Linked DNA regions of Homo sapiens: region 2 is linked to region 1. Evidence: chromatin loops called from intact Hi-C (ENCODE). Cell type or tissue: A673. All regions are shown on one strand. Each heading gives the region's core, and the rest is flanking DNA. Links, peaks and the distances in the headings are about the cores only.

Evidence for each region. Hi-C counts contacts between places; a loop is a spot of excess contacts. Peaks named below come from ENCODE experiments on the same cell type or tissue, not always from the same donor. Only the 100,000 strongest peaks of a DNase experiment are listed, where the experiment ranks them.
Region 2: a loop joins it to region 1, with 4 times the contacts of the local background. A loop is called at or near these places in 2 of 110 quality-filtered maps.

The regions. Positions count from the first base shown.
Region 1 is chr16:74,541,937-74,544,856 of GRCh38, forward strand. The region is part of intron 1 of GLG1 (golgi glycoprotein 1); the gene reads right to left. Among named protein-coding and RNA genes, the nearest start is that of GLG1, 64 kb to the right of the region's middle. In A673, for the core only: no CTCF peak of the experiment used is centred there; a DNase peak (open chromatin) is centred at 1,422; H3K4me3 peaks cover 623 bases; H3K27ac peaks cover 2,274 bases.
Region 2 is chr16:74,622,377-74,625,296 of GRCh38, forward strand. RFWD3 (ring finger and WD repeat domain 3) reads right to left here. Exons shown (of 13, transcript NM_018124.4): 13 at 1-1,695. The coding sequence ends at 1,552. Among named protein-coding and RNA genes, the nearest start is that of GLG1, 17 kb to the left of the region's middle. In A673, for the core only: a CTCF peak has its summit at 1,057 (motif pointing left); a DNase peak (open chromatin) is centred at 1,065; H3K27ac peaks cover 2,500 bases.

The DNA.
Region 1 (2,920 bases), core at 296-2,795:
GAATACATCTTCATGACTGGGAAAGCAGGGGAGTTTAATGATACATTTTCCCAGTTCATATTTTCCTATTTTTCCCCCTTCCACTGTCTATTTCAAAGGGGTGGTGGCAGGGAGGAAATATATATTTACATCCTCTGGGACACAGCAGGTAGCAATCTGCCCTCTTAGAGTCCTAGACTGACAGTTCTACTCTAAGAAAAGCACATGAACCATCTGATGATCTGGTTTGAATAGTATAGCTAACTTTTACATGGGAGTTTTAGAATGCAGGGTGAAAAAAATTATCTGAAGGGCACCGTATGAATAATGAACAGAATTATCAACTTTGATATGGCATCCTTTTATATTCTTTCTTTGCCCTGTCACATGATTTGGAACAGCTGAACAAAGGTACAAATTTGTCAAATCAGTAGCTACTATAGCCAAATGCAAAGAAGAAAACTAGACTAGGCCGGGCGCGGTGGCTCACGTCTGTAATTCCAGCACTTTCGGAGGCTGAGGCGGGCGGATCACCTGAGGTCAGGAGTTCCAAGACCAGCGTGGCCAACGTGGTGAAACCCCATCTCTATTAAAAATACAAAAAAATTAGCTGGGCATGGTAGCAGGTACCTGTAATCCCAGCTACTTTGGGAGGCTGAGGCAGGAGAATCGCTTGAACCCAGAAGGCGGAAGTTGCAGTGAGCCGAGATTGCATCATTGCACTCCAGCCTGGGTGACAAAAGCGAAACTCTGTCAAAAAAAAAAAAGGGAAGGGAAGGAGGGAGGGAGGAAGGGAAGAAGGGAAGGAAGGAAGGAAGGGAGGAAGGAAGGAAGGAAGGAAGGAAGGAAGGAAGGAAGGAAGGAAGGAAGGAAGGAAGGAAGGAAGGAAGGAAAAACTAGACTAAAAGAAAAAATTTCCAGACATCTGACAATACCATTAATGTTTACAACCAGTAAATCTGGAATGATTCTGTCAATGCAGCTCATACTACCAATCCAACTTTGTTACTTCTATAATTTTGAAAACAAAATACAAATGAGGGATGTAAGATTACATGATGCAAAAAAGTCCTGAAATTAAATATAATTTCTCACACCCCAGACCCGAGTACCTGCACATGCCACAACTCTTCCATACTGACCCGTGGTGAGTGCATTGTTTACTTGAACTGGCCTAAGCAAGAGCAAATAGGGCTGAGCTGCCAGAATGTGCTGAACTCTTTCTGTATAACCCAGTGCAAATTACTGGTGCTTCTGAAGAGTACAGCTTGGATTCAGGAAGTGGACTTCCATCTGAATTAAGACAGCACACTTCACTGCACAATTCTGAAAGATGCGTAGCTCAAAGAAAGAGACCAGGGCTAAATTGGGAAAAAAATTTAATATATTTTAAAAACAGAATCAGGCCAGGCTCAGTGGCACATGCCTGCAGTCTCAGCTACTTGGGAGGCTGAGGTGGACAGCTTTCTTAAGACCAGGAGTTGGAGGCAGTAATGTGTTATGTTAGAGCCTGTGAATAGCTACTGCACTCCAGCCTGGACAACACAGTGAGAACTTACCTCTAAAAAAACAGACAAAAAACTGAAATCTTCTGGGTTTGCAAATGTTAGTAATGTGCATAAAAATCTGATAAAATCCTCAAAAAGTCCCTACATTTCTTCTTGCTTAGATAACATCATTCTACAGTTGGTAGAAAAAAGGTATACATCAATAATTACCACTATATCAAACTATATTATAGTTTGGGAAATACTGATAAACTAATCTAAATATTAACAAAGATGCAATCTAAAAATTACCCATAATCTCCAAATCACATCTGTGCCTTTTAAAGTGCTAATTTTCTGTTATGAAATTAACTGATTTTGAAAACAAAGTACAAAGTACAAAAGACCGGGAGAATCCTGCTGATGGTACTCCACCTGAGCCAGTGATCACCACACGACCTGAACAAATTCTAATTCCCTGTGCTTCAGTGAGAATAGGGGGGAGATGGGATAAAAAGCAAGACAGCTTGACTCCAATTGATTGCAAATCTAATATGATTCCAGAAAAACAGATGACTACCTTTCCAAGGAAGGGAAAATATTGTTATAGAAATGGCTTGGAGAAGTGAAAGGAGATGGGCAGAACAGATGCAGATCCTTTTAGAATTACTGTTTTAAAACATCTCATAGGTATGTCAATGGTTGAAAATGTATTAGCTCCCTAATAAAGAATGTTCATCTCCATTAACGGAAAAACAAAGAAGACTCCTAAGTACTTCTAAGCATTCATTACTATACAATCTATAGGTCTGGCTATGCAGCACAAATTTTGGAAAGAGATCTGGGAACAAATTTGGGCTCTTCCAGGTACTAGCTGCAAGATCTTGGAAAAATTATTTAACATGTTTTTGTTTTGTTTTGTTGTTTTGAGACAGAGTTTCACTCTTGTTGCCCAGGCTGGACTGCAATGGCACAATCTCGGCTCACCACAACCTCCACCTCCTAGGTTCACGCGAATCTCCTGCTTCGTGTGAGAATCTCCTGCACATGCAGGCGTGGTGGCATGTGCCACCAAGCCTGGCTAATTTTGTTTTTTGTTGTTGTTTGTTTGGTTGGTTTTTTGAAATGGAGTCTCACTCTGTTGCCCAGGCTGGAGTGCAATAGCGTGATCACGGCTCACTGTAACCTCCGCCTCCCAGGTTTAGGCGACCCTCTTGCCTTACTTAGTCTTATGATTACAGGCGCGTGCCACCACGCCCAGCTAATTTTTGTACTTTATAGTAGAGACAGGGTTTGGCCATTTGGGCCAGGATGGTCTCAATCTCTTGACCTTGTGACCCTCCCACCTCGGCCTCCCAAAGTGCAGGGATTACAGGTGTGAGCCACCGCGCCCGGCCATTATTTAACATCTGTAAGCCTAAGTGGAGCAAAATACTTAAAGCACCTAGCACAAT
Region 2 (2,920 bases), core at 1-2,500, 80 kb after region 1:
CACTTTAGGAGGCTGAGGTGGGAGGATTGCTTGAGGCCAGGAGTCCAAGACCAGCCTGGACAACGTAGTGAAACATCTATTTCTACAAAAAAATTTAAAAAAGGAAAAAATTATGTCCTAAAATATTAAAGGGTCATTAAAAGGCACAACTAGAACTTGGAACTCTGGGGAAATCTAGTGCAACAACCCCTTGCCGGAGAGAAAGATCCTAGAAACAGCTCTTGAATTGACAGGTCAGAAGTGTTTTATAATAAAAACGATAACAACTCTTCAATAATCATTTGAGAAAATCAGACTGTTAAGCCATTTTCTCCCATGAACAGGACACTGACCTGCCCACATCTTGAAGCATATTCTGTTGTGGAAGTGGGTTGGCAAAGTAGTCTGAGGCAAGGCAAAGAAATACAAACTGAGCCCTAGAAAAGGTTAGGGAGGCAAATCAAAGGAAACTGGAATCAAACATCAGCTTCACATGGGGAAGGCTTTAACTGGATAACTGGAATGTATAAAGAACACTTAAGAACAGCCCCTCAGTCTGAGGAATTGGCTTTATTTAGATAGGAACTCTCAAAATGGGAGACAAGTTCTTCTCATGTTTTCAATAGCAGTCTGAATAGCTTTTGTAAATTCTCTTATGTCTTTTCTCCTGATCTCTGACACTAGGGGAGACTCAAGTAAAAGCTTTGACCTATCACTCATCTTTTCCTGGCAAGAGATAGTGTTCTTCAAAGCACTAGCTTGGATAAAACCAATCCTGAGATCCTAAGCTGGCTAGAAAAAACAAAATCTTCCCCACCGCTCAAACAACTGGCCTCTTTCCTTACCTTTCGCAAAGCAATGAACTTAATGCACTAGGCATTAGCAAAGGGAATCGTTCACTAGCTGCTTCCATCACTGGGCCTGCCAATGTCCCAGCACTTCACACCTGGAACACAAGTGTTATTGCCACAAAGCACACCCAGGTGTGCTATCACACACTTGTGTGGAGATGAGACAAGTTACTAAAAGATTGTCAGCCTTCAAGGTCAGAAATAAACCGGACACAAGGTTCTACAGTGCCCTCTTGTGTTCAACTGAATAATACTCTTTTACATCTACGTTGCATCAAATCAGTACCAAGACGATGGTTAGTCCCTTCAAGGATACTTAAGTGACAGGACAACTCAGATGGGATGTCATATTCCCCAGAAAATGCTTGATGCCCACTCACATCCTAGATGATGAGAGGACACTCTCTAAGGTCCAGAAAGTCACACAGAAAATAAAGAAAATAAGAATTTCCAACATACAATAATGGTTAATGAAGGCTTTAAACCCAAGAAATGGATAATGTAGATAAAGTACCCATCAATTACTCTTTTAGTGGACATAACAGATACACAATCTGTAGTGTCTCAGTGACCTAGGGTCCTAGAATCATACTAATGCAAACAAACCATGATTCCCAATGTTCTAGACTGCAGACAATAAACAGGGATCTTGCTTGGGGCTGCTAGGCGCTAGCAAACAACATCTAACCAGCAGCATGCCTTCAAGGTTTCGAGACCACAGTCACTCCCACTTATAGATGTGGACCATCTTCTCTGTTAAGGTAGCCAAGTAGCTGTTACGGTTCACCTCAAATGGGCAGATGTCCAACACAGGCTGATCGGTCTGTAGGTCCTGGAGCAACGAGCCACTGGCAGCATCCCACAGCTAAAGAACACAAGCAGAGGGAAGGGTCAGGAGTCAGTCAGTACACGAAGGGACTTCCATTCTTCATCATCTAACAAGTCTGAAAGGCTGCAGAGAGAACACTACCTGGAGAGCAAAGCAGGCTGTCCCTAACCTTTGCAAGGTTGTTCAAAGTCAGCACACCTGACATAGTTCAGGTACAGCCTCACCTACTGTAATCAGCAATTAGTCTACCTGTAAGTGGACCTGAAATAAAGCCCAGCTTCCATTCATTCAATGTGCCAGCCTCTTCTAGGGACAGAAGGGTCAATAAGATAAAGTCCCTGTCTTTGCCCTCATGGAACTCACCCTTTTTTTTCTTTGAGACGGAGTCTCACTCTTGTCACCCAGGCTGCAGTGCAGTGGCACGATCTTGGCTTACTGCAACATCTGCCTCCTGGGTTCCAGCGATTCTCATGCCTCAGCCTCCCAAGTAGCTGGGATTACAGACATCCACCACCACGCCCGGCTAATTTTCTTGTATTTTTGGTAGAGATGGGTTTCACCATGTTGGCCAGGCTGGTCTAGAACTCCTGACCTCAGGTGATCCACCCACCTTGGCCTCCCAAAGTGCTGGGATTACAGGCGTGAGCCACCGCGTCTGGCCTCTAAAAATTTATTATTGGCCAGGCATGGTGTCTCACACCTGTAATTCCAACACTTTGGGAGTCTGAGATGGGAGGACAGCTTGAGGATAGGAGATTGAGACCAGCTGGGGCAATACAGCAAGAATCCAATCTCTACAAGAAAAAATTAGCCAGGTGTAGTGGTGCATGCCCGCAGTCCCAGCTACTCAAGAGGCTGAAGGAGGATTGCTTAAGCTGAGGAGTTTGAGGCTACAGTGAACCATGATTGCACTACTGCACTCCAGCCTGGACCGAGTAAGATACTGTCACTTAAAAACAAACAAACAAACAAACAAAAAGAAATGAAAAATATTTTGAAGTATTAAAAAGTAGAGCTAGCCGGGCATGGTGGCACACACCCATAGTTCCAGCTACTTGGGAGGCTGAAGCACAAGAATCACTTGAACCCAGGAGGTGGAGGTTGTAGTAAGCCAAGATTGCACCTCTGCACTCCAGCCTGGGCAACAGAGCAAGACCCTGTCTCAAAAAAAAAAAAAAGTAGAGAGGGACAGAAAAAAAAAGGTAGAGAGCACGGTGGCTCATGCTTGTAATCTTAGTAGTCTGTGAGGCTGAGGTGAGAA